Linked DNA regions of Homo sapiens: region 1 is linked to region 2. Evidence: chromatin loops called from intact Hi-C (ENCODE). Cell type or tissue: PC-3. All regions are shown on one strand. Links, peaks and the distances in the headings refer to the core of each region. The heading gives the core; the rest is flanking DNA.

Region 1 (4,261 bases), core at 1,762-4,261, 270 kb after region 2:
GAGAAATCCCGTCTCTCCTAAAAATATAAAAAAATTAGCCATGTGTGGTGGTACATGCCTGTAATCCTAGCTACTCGGGAGGCTGAGGTAGGAGAATCACTTGAACCTGGGAGGCGGAGGTTGCAGTAGCCGAGATCATGCCATTGCATTCCAGCCTGGGCAACAAGAGTGAAACTCTGTCTCAAAACAAACAAACAAACAAACAAAAAAAAAAAAAAAAAAAAAAATATAAAAACAATAACCACCCCTCCAAAAAAAAATCTGGCAAAGCTAATATATCAAATGATTCTCAGTGTTACCTGAATGATTTTAAGTATCTGTAGACTAATCATAACATCAGATTATCATGCCAGGAACAGAAAAACAAATAATATAGCATTGCAAGAGAAAGTAGTCAGGCTAAACAAAGAATTTTACATTAGAATTCATATTTTATCCAACTTTTCCTCTTCTACTAAACTTATCACTGTGCCTTTTACACGCAGATGAATTTTAAAATGTGTGGGAAGAATAGCTATTATCTACTCACTTACTGCCTAGATCATGAACCTGTAATGACCTGGATTGTTCTATCAGCCCTAAGGCAAATGACCTATAAACCAAACACAGATATTCCAGCTCCATCTGTGACAAGGACCTCCCTGGCCTTATTCCTAACATTGTTCCCCTTCTGTTCCACACCTGGGAGAGCTCAAGCCCTCTGGCTTTGGATGCAGGTCCCATCTGTCTCTTTAAATGTATTGGCAGACCTGGGCATCAGAGCTTTCTAAGGACTTTGGTTCAGACTCATTACTCTGGCTTTCCCAGGTAGGGGATCCCCTTTTCTAGCTCTTACTATAGAATTCAAACTGTGGCTCTGACCCAACTGTCATATCTGGTTTCATTAAATGTCCACTGGCATCTTTTATTCTGGTCCTGAAAAGTCAAAATAGGCAAAAGAAACTAAGGAAATTCCACACTCCATCAAGGGAAGCTTCCACATATCCTGACTTAAGGATATTTTAGTTTTAAAACAGTGACCTGAAACCATTGACTCATGCATTATGTCAGCAAACATTTGTTGAGTGCTTAGCATGAACCAGACTCATTTTAGAGACTTTTTCTTCTAGCTCCTTCTAACTCCCTGTTTGAAAACTTATCTTCATGTTTACATCTTCTTTTTCCAGAGTCCTGGCACAAAGCTTCCCGTGAACTTTCAGGACCAGATATTCATAGTTTTTGATGGGTCCCTAGGAAAACCACTGGTGTGAGAGAATTTTAGAGTCTGGTGGATGCAAACAGGAATGAGATATATGATGGCTTTCCTTACAGAATACACAATCCAGTATGGGAGTATGTAAATCAATGCTCCCCACAATGTGATTTGTATCCAAAGGCCAAGATAACCCTTTGGAAGGAAAGATGGGATTTTAATGGAAGTGACATTTGAAATGGTCCTTGATTGATAAATAGGAGCCTTCAGTGACTGGGCCCTGCCTATCCTTCTGCTGGATCAATCTAAATGTTAAATTCTGTGTTAAAAAAATAAACGGCTGATTTTTGTTTTCAGGTCACACTACACTGTTGCCAGTTTCCATTCCTTTGCTTGTTTGGTCTGCCTCTTCTGAAGTGGGTCCCTTCCCAACTCACCTTAGGTAGCACCCTCTACCAGAAAGTTTTCTCTGGAAGCTCCCACCCTCCCAAGAAAAAGGGTCAGGTGTTCACCTCCTGTGAGTGCCCACAAAACTCTGCACACAGCTGAGTGTCTTGGACCTCCACACAATGCCATATCTTTCTGTGCCACTCTGTAGATGTGAGTTCAGTTGAAGCAAAGTCTTCTTTTCCCTCTTTGTAATCCGATTTAGAGCCAAATTTAGTTCCTGGATTATGAGTGGTAGATAAATTTTGAATGGATGAATGGACAGATGCATTAACAATAAAGTAACTAGAGCAACTATGTAGGAAAGTTGTCTGTAGCAGAAGTGTGGAAGATGGGTGGTATTAGGCAAGACTATTTCACTGGCAAGAGACAGACATCTAATTTATACCATCTCAAAAAAAAGAAAAGAAAGAAAATCTGCTGGCCTACATGACTGAGAAGTTCATAAATAAATCAGAGCCAGCTGGAGGACCTAGGTGTCCATACATATACTTAGATGGTCCCCTTCATGTCTTACCTTTGCTTTTCTCTGGGCCAAATTCGCTCTCAGGTAGGTTCTCTCCAAGCATTACAAAATTCCAGGCCCTCATTTTACCAGTTTTGCAATCCCAGTGAGAATTCAGAACCTCCTTTTCATTCGTTCCAGCAAAAATTCTAGGAACTATTTCTAATATAGCCAGGCTTTGGTCACTTGTCCACATCTGAATTAATCAGCAGGGTTAGGGCTGGGGGTGGCATACAGGAAGGAACTGAGAGATGGGTTATCTTACCTGAAATCTACAGACTAAGAGCTGGTAATCGAGGGGGTGTTCCGAGAAGGGGGTGCCAGACAAGCAGTCTTTGGAAGACTGAATAGAGAGGCTGAACCTAACTCTAGCACCCACTATGCCCTTGTACTTTGGGGGGTGAACTGATCCAGAAATCTAACATCATATTCACACATCTTTATTATTCTCTGCTCAGAGCCAGAGTCATTACATTGGAAGAGATGAGTATAGAGAAATAGGTACAGCAGGTGTGAGGGACAAGAGTTCCTAAGGCAAGTAGGGGCAGAGGAGAGCTGCCCCGCCGGTTCCTGCCTGCCTTGAGCATGGTCACTTCTCAGGATGGAGCAGTGCCTCTATTTAGGCTCCCCTAAAATACAGAGCTTGAGTCATGGGCTTGCCATGCATGTAATTGATTTGGGGAAATGTTCCCAACACAGAGGACTCAAGAACAGGAAAGAGTAAAATAGGAAAAGAGGACATGGGCAACTGGGGTTCAATCCTACTGGATATCCTCTGAGAAATGATGTAGAATGTCTGCCCAAAGCATGAAAAATGGGAAAACATGTATCTTTTGCCTCTGGTTTCTCCTGCGAAAGGGATGTTACATGGCAGCAACAGAGAAACTTTGGGCTAGTGAGTGAAAAATACCTGATGCAGCTGAGGCAGGGAGCTGCCAGGTGACATCTGCAGGCAGCAGAGTGCTACAGCAATGACAGATAAACAGGTCTAGAAAACATGAGCTCCCAGATTTGACTGCTAATTATGAAAGTTTCAATAGTGATTCCAGGCAAAATGGAATTTAGCTACCAAAGCTTCCATTTTTAAAGGTTCCTCCATTTCTTTAAGAATTGTTGCTTGCATACGTTTAAAGACTGCGTAAAATCCCGTCATTCAACTCTTGAAAAAAATTAGCTTGGAGGAACATTTGTTCCAACAAGACAATGAATTTGTTTATTTTTCCAGGCTACAGCATTCCTGTGCTTATAAATTTTGAATTTTGGTTTATGCGGATTTCATTGATACAAGTGGCATATTAAGGAGGAAATAACAACAAAAAATTCTTTCCATTCCAATTCATTTACACAAAATGTGATTTTGATGAAAATTTTCCTGAGTCAAGTTCTGTCTAATCTGCGGATGCCCACTGCTTCTTGACATGCTTAATTCGCTTCATTCTCTTGGCAGCTCCTGTGGAGCTCTGCTCCCCCTGAGCGCTCTCATTGCGTCAGTTTTGGGTTGGGTCCTGAGATGATTACAGCAGAAACACTTGTGTTTTTCTCCAGTTACCAGAACTAGATGAGAGATTTGGGCAGCGTGATTAATGATGAAGGCAAACTATTTAATCCTATGAAACATGATGAAGTGTCCAAACTCGGCAGTAGATATTTTGGATTTTCATATTTGAACAAACAGGCACTAAACGAAAATTCAGTTTCCTCTCTAAAAGCTAGCAGATGAAACACGCATGGCCATTTAATTTTGGTGGCATTCTAAATGAATTCAGAAAGAGAAACTTTTTAAAAAATAAACTATTTTAAAAAAAGAAACTAAAAAATAAAAAAATTATTTTGAAATAATTTTAAGTTTATAAAAGTTGCAAAGTCAATACAGTATCTGTGTATCTTTCACCCACTTTCCTTTAAAGTGAACATTTTACAATATCATGGTATAGTCGTCAAAGCTAAGAAACCACCGCTGACACATTACTTTTAACTGAACTGCAGATTTTATTTGGGTTTTGCCAGTTTTTCCGTTAACATCCTCTTTCTGTTTCAGAATGCAAACCAAAGTACCACACTGCAGTGGATTGTCATATCTCCATAATTTCCTCTGGACTGTGATGGTTCTTCAATCT
Region 2 (6,249 bases), core at 1,451-3,950:
GAATTGCTAGGAACAAGTGTTTTAAATTTGAGAAGTTAAAAAATATCATGGTTAATAATAATATATTGCATACTTCAAAAGAGTTAAATAAGAGAATTTTTTATATTCTCTATTCTCACCACAAAAAATGATAAATATTTGAGATGATTGATATGTTAATTAGCCTGTTTGGTTCATTCTGCAATGTACATATGCATAAAAACATGTATCCCACAAATTTATAGAATTATTATTTGTCAATTAAAAATAAAATAAAACTTAAAACATATCTTGGTAAAGCCATACAAAATAATGATGGTTTAAGGTGATACTAAAATTACCTTACTTCATTTCTGTGGCATTTTCCTTTAATGTTTGATATTTATTACATTTTCATGAATTAAAAAATTAAAATGCATCAAATAGATGTGACTGCTCAGAGAATTTTGCAATGAGGTCTTAGGTAATATGAAGTATGGTAGTTAATTTTATAAATCCGTATCTTGTACAGTTTTCGGAAAGCAGAGCCCAAGAGTAATTTTTCCTTTTAAATGATGCTCCTTGTCATTTAGAATCATAAGCCCCATCAGTCATCAGGTACCTGAAGTGAGAAATGTGGGGCTCTCTCAGGCTGCTGGAGGCTGCTGCCTCCCTTCCGTTCTTCCTTAGGCCCTGAGCCCTAAGCTCCTTGGCAATCCTTAGCTTGGATGGGAGACGAGATAGATAGAGGGACTAAGTAGTGACAACAAAGCAGAGGTAATTTAACCACAGGCTTCTGGGGATTTTGCTCTATACTATGGTTTGAATCTCCTCTTTGTGCCAGGCACACAGTTGGGCACTGGGATGAATAAAGCAAATAAAACAAAGATGAATAAAGCACATTCCCTACCACCGAGAAGCTTGCACTATAGACAAGGAGATAAGTATACAAAAATACAATTGACTGCATGTGTGTCAAGTGATATAGAAAAGTTTTCAGTGAGCCTCGTATAGACTGAGGGGTCAGAAATGGCTTTCTGGAGAACATGTTACCTCACCTGCGTCTTAAAGGACTGGTGGAAGAGACTCAGGCAAATGGATGTGGAGAAGCAGGGAGACTTCTAGGCAGAGTCAGGAAAATTAGAAATTGCATGAAATGTGTAGGGAATTACAAAACATTCAGCATGGCAGTAGCATAATTTTTGAGAAATATTGGCAAGGTGAAAATCATAGTCGGGCTTAAATATTTTTTCCAAAGGAAAAGCAGACTTCTGTCAAGGTGATAATTAATTTTCCCTAGTTGTGGCCAAATATTACATTGGGCAAATTGTCCTGGCAGCTCTTTCTCCATTGCCTCCTCTGATAGAATGCCAGCTCATCTAACAATGGATGCGAGGATGAATGGTGGGAAAAGAAGGCTTGGTATCTCAATGTATATACACAGTGGGTTGAGCTGGAGAGGTAAGGACTAAAAAGGAAGAAGGGATGGAAAAAAAGGATGAAAGGAACTTTTATACAGGTATGTTTCTTGCTGAGAATATTTATTAATTTTTCTGAAACTTGTAAAGGGGTAAGGAAAAAATCAGCCCAACCTGGATATCCAAGGGACACTTGCATAAGCCCACACAAGGGACTGTTTTGTGCATTTATTTAACTTCAAGTGCATTTCAGGGTGCTCTGTTGAACAGGATTGGGACAATCAGATGGAACATCATTAAGTTTCCTTGGTAGAAAGCACAATGAGCCCTTTGTTCCAAGGAAAGAAGACATTTAGATTTTATCCTCTTATTTTGGAGACCAGGCCAGGGTAAATCAAATTCTGACTTTACATTTTGCCTTTTCCAATGAAGGAATGCAGTCTCCAGGAGAGAAGTAGCAGAGCAGAGGAGTCAAGACCACAGGCTGTGGACCCCAGACAGAAGTAAGGCCCAGTCCAGTTCTGCCACATCGTAATTGGGGATCTTGCACAAATTAGTTAATCTTGAAGAGCCCTAGTTTCTGAACACCAACTTCATTGAGTTGCTGGGATTTTTTTTTTTTTTTTTTCAAAGTCTCACTCTGTTGCTCAGGCTGGAGTGCAATGGCGCAATCTCGGCTCACTGCAAACTCCGCCTCCCGGATTAAAGCGATTCTCCTGCCTCAGCCTCCCGAGTAGCTGGGATTACAGGCGGCTGCCACCACGCCCAGCTAATTTTTGTATTTTTAGTAGAGACAGGGTTTCATCATGTTGGCCAGGCTGGTCTCGAACTCCTGACCTCAGGTGATCCACCTGCCTTGGCCTCCCGAAGTGCCGGGATTACAGGTGTGAGCCACCGTGCCCGGCCATTGCTGGGAAATTAAATGAGATTGTGTGTAATCAGTTTTACACAAGCTTAAGTTTCCCTCCTTAAGAGTGCACGCAATAAAACTAGATATGAAGATCATCTTCTGAGGAATTAAAAACATGAAAGATAGCTTACCCTTTGCTGGAGAAGACGTCTGATGACTTCATACTAGTAAAAGAAGAGAATGGCTTCTCATCTTGTATTTTTAGCTGTATAGGTCGTTTTACTCCCCAGAAAATGTCCAGCATTCCTTCAACAATTAGTTTGCCATCTTCAGTCTAAGGAAGAAATGAATAATCCCCCAATTGTTTTTGTATTATTTATAGACGGTAAATGTTTTAACGAAGATGTAGAAATTAAGTGCGTAAGAAACCTAAATAGATTAAAAAGAAACGCCAGGGTTGTTGTTTGGCTTTCCAATTTATCTACAAAGCAATTCTATTTTTGAAACATTCTTTTATTTTTGAAAACAGCTATACCCAGCAAAGTGAGTAAATCATAATGGTAATGGCATGTCCACCAGAGGGCACAGTATGTCAAAATGCTTTCTGAACTCTGATTCTTCCATTAAGTGGAATTTTAATTCTCTAATTTTGTTTAATTTAAAATTAAAGCAGATTTAAAAATTATGCTGAACTAGAAATTAGAAAAAAACATCTATTTAAAGATTTAGCAGCTATTTCCTCATTGCTGAACAGAAAAAAATTTAACTCACAAAGTTATGCAAAACAAGTAAAATAACACGTGTGAAAACACGCTGTAAAAATTCAAAACATAGATATATTTTTTGTAAAAACAATAGCATTTGAAGAATTTCTTTAAAATTAGAAATACTGTAGTATAGCAGAAGAAGGAGACAAATTTAACATAAATTTTGTGGAAAGTTTTGAATTAAAGCATAAATAATCATTATATATATGAAAGTGCTTTTCCAATGTTAAAGTAATGTTTTCTGTTATAGAAACTTTGGAAAATGTAGAAACTAACAAAAGTCATATGCCAGCCACCCAATACCTATTTTAACATTCATTAACTATTATTAATATTATGAAGAATCAATTGTTAGACAACATTTAAACACTCAATTCTTATTTGAGAGCATAATGAAAACTCCAGACTCTGGAATCAGACAGACCTGTGCTCAAACCCTGGCTCTGCCACTTCCTAGTTGTGGCCTTGGACAAGTCACTGGCTACCTTTAAACTTGGGCTTTCTCATGTGAAAAACAGACATTATGATAACCCCTAATTCACAGCGCCTGGCATTCAATAGGTGCTCTATATTACTGTTTATTATTTCTTTGGCTGATAAACTTGCTTTGGAATCACTCCTGAAACAAAGTTTTGCACTTCTTCCACTTTTGACTTTACATTTCAGATTACTAAGAGGTCAGGTTACCAATCAGTTGTTTTCAACAATCAAACACAATTTATTCCTTGAAATGACTGTATATGATATAGATTATATAGTTAATGGTGGACAGCATTCTTTCTCTGCCTAACTAGAACTCAATTAAGCCTTTGTATCAAAAACTTATAGAATCTCTGAAAAGAAAAACAAAACCCACTACTCTGCTGAGGTTGTTAAATTCTTCATTGCTATATCTCCAGCTTTTAAAATGGTGTCTGGTACATGGTAGACATTCAATAAATATTTGTTTAATTAATTGATTAATTAACCAAAGATGAATAAAGCCACATATTGTCATCCAAGGACTGCCCCTTTTAAACAGTGTCAGAAGATTTGAAAAATTCTGAATTATGACTTTATTGATCAGTGTGTAAAGATTGAAAAGTCTGGTAGCCTCACCGTACACTTCACCTCATACAGTTTTTAAAAATTATATAAAACATGAAACTATTTTAAAAAATTAAATAACTTTTTTTTGTTTGTGTGTGTGACAGAGTCTCGCTCTGTCACCCAGGCTGGAGTACAGTGGTGTGATCTCAGCTTACTGCAATCCCCACCTCCTGGTTCAGGTGATTCTCCTGTCTCAGCCTTCCGAGTAGCTGGGATAACAGGCATGCACCACCATGCCTGGGTAATTTTTGTATTTCTTTTTTAGTGGAGACAGGGTATTGCTATGTTGGCCAGGCTGGTCTCGAACTCCTGATCTCAGGTGATCCACCTGCCTCGGCCTCCCAAAGTGCTGGGATTATAGGCATGAGCCACAGCACCTGACCTGAATAACTTTTGTATTATAAATGGAGCACTGATGTACAGAATTGGAAAGAATATGCCTCAACTTAAATGTTCATAACACAAAAACTCAAATATTTACCTAAAGGAAACAAACTTAACATCATGAATTTTGTGGAAACTTTTGAATTAAAGTATAAATAATCATTTTCCTAGTTTTACTCTTTTCCTAAATTTTATATTTTTATAATTGTATATATTAAGATTTAAGATACAGGACAATGTTGAAATAATTTAAAATTAGGCCCACTTCTTTATAAAGAGATTAGTTATTTAATTCAGTATATTATTGAATTTGGGAAAGTAACTGAAATACCCAATTGAACTAAATCATTTAAGCTCAATAGGAAAGGCCAGAGTGCTTTGTAAATTTCCTTCTGTCCAAACTGTAGATTTAAGCCAAATCATGGTCGCCTAAAGTCCATGCTGTGCCATGAAATTAAATCAGGAGTAGAAAATTCTAATGTCCCCTTTGGCCAGGAAGATATTGTAAATATGTAAAGTGAGCTCCATCAGAATACAAGGCTGAGTGAAGAGACGTGTGGAGAATGAAACACTGAAATTAAATAAAAAGAAAAAAAGTAAACATAAGGCCACTTTGTACAGTAGCCTGCCAGTGGCACTCCTAAAAATGCTTTTGAAGAAATAAAGGACGTTCAAATAGCAAGAGAGGAAGTCAAACTATCCCTGTTTGCAGATGACATAATCTTATATTGAGAAAACCCCATCGTTCCAGCCCAAAAGCTTCTTAAGCTGATAAGCAACTTCAGCAAAGTCTCAGGATACAAAATCGATGTGCAAAAGTTGCTAGCATTCTTATACACCAACAACAATCAAGCCAAGAGCCAAATCCCAAACAAACTCCCACAAAAAGAATAAAATACCTAGGAGTACAGCTAACAAGGGAAGTGAAAGATATTTACAAAGATAACTATAAGTCACTGCTCAAAGAAATCAGAGATGACACAAACAAATGGAAAATCATTCCATGATCATGGATAGGAAGAATTAATATTGTTAAGATGGCAATACTGCCCAAAGCAATTTGTAGATTCAATGCTATTCCCATTAAACTACTGTTGACATTCTTCACAGAAATAGAAAAAACTATTTTAAAATTCATATGAATCCAAAACAGCCTGAATAGCCAAGGCAATCCTAAGCAAAAGAACAAAGCTGGAGGCATCACACTACCTGTCTTCAAACTATACTACTGGGCTACAGTAACCAAAACAGCATGATACTGGTACGAGAACAGACACACAGACTGATGGAACAGAGTAGAGAACCCAGAAATGAGACTGCATATCTACAAGTATCTGATCTTCAACAAATATGACAAAAACAAGCAGAGGGGAAAGGATTCCCTAGTCAATAAATGGTGCTCGGATAACTGGCTGGCCATATGCAGAAAACTGAAACTGGATCCCTTCTTTACACCATATACAAAAATTATCTCAGGATGGACTAATGATCGAAATGTAAAATGTAAAACTACAAAAACACTGGAAGATAACTAGGTAATACCATCCAGGACACAGGCATGGGCAAAGATTTCATGATGAAGATGCCAAAAGCAATTGCAACAAAACCAAAAATTGGCAAATGGGATCTAATTAAACTAAAGAGCTTCTGTACAGCAAAAGAAACTATCAATAGAGTAAACAGACAATCTACAGAATGGGAGAATATTTTTGCAAACTATGCATCTGACAAAGATCTAACATTCAGCATCTACAAGGAACTTAGACAAATTTACAAGGGAAAA

The links. Peaks named below come from ENCODE experiments on the same cell type or tissue, not always from the same donor. Only the 100,000 strongest peaks of a DNase experiment are listed, where the experiment ranks them.
Region 1: a loop joins it to region 2, with 2.0 times the contacts of the local background. A loop is called at or near these places in 2 of 110 quality-filtered maps.

What each region holds. Positions count from the first base shown.
Region 1 is chr4:73,861,484-73,865,744 of GRCh38, forward strand. No RefSeq gene overlaps it. Among named protein-coding and RNA genes, the nearest start is that of CXCL1, 5.8 kb to the right of the region's middle. In PC-3, for the core only: CTCF peaks have their summits at 3,105 (motif pointing left) and 3,308; DNase peaks (open chromatin) are centred at 3,098 and 3,668; H3K4me3 peaks cover 711 bases; H3K27ac peaks cover 1,757 bases.
Region 2 is chr4:73,591,034-73,597,282 of GRCh38, forward strand. RASSF6 (Ras association domain family member 6) reads right to left here. Exons shown (of 11, transcript NM_177532.5): 4 at 2,418-2,560. Among named protein-coding and RNA genes, the nearest start is that of RASSF6, 26 kb to the right of the region's middle. In PC-3, for the core only: CTCF peaks have their summits at 2,791 (motif pointing right) and 2,990; a DNase peak (open chromatin) is centred at 2,808.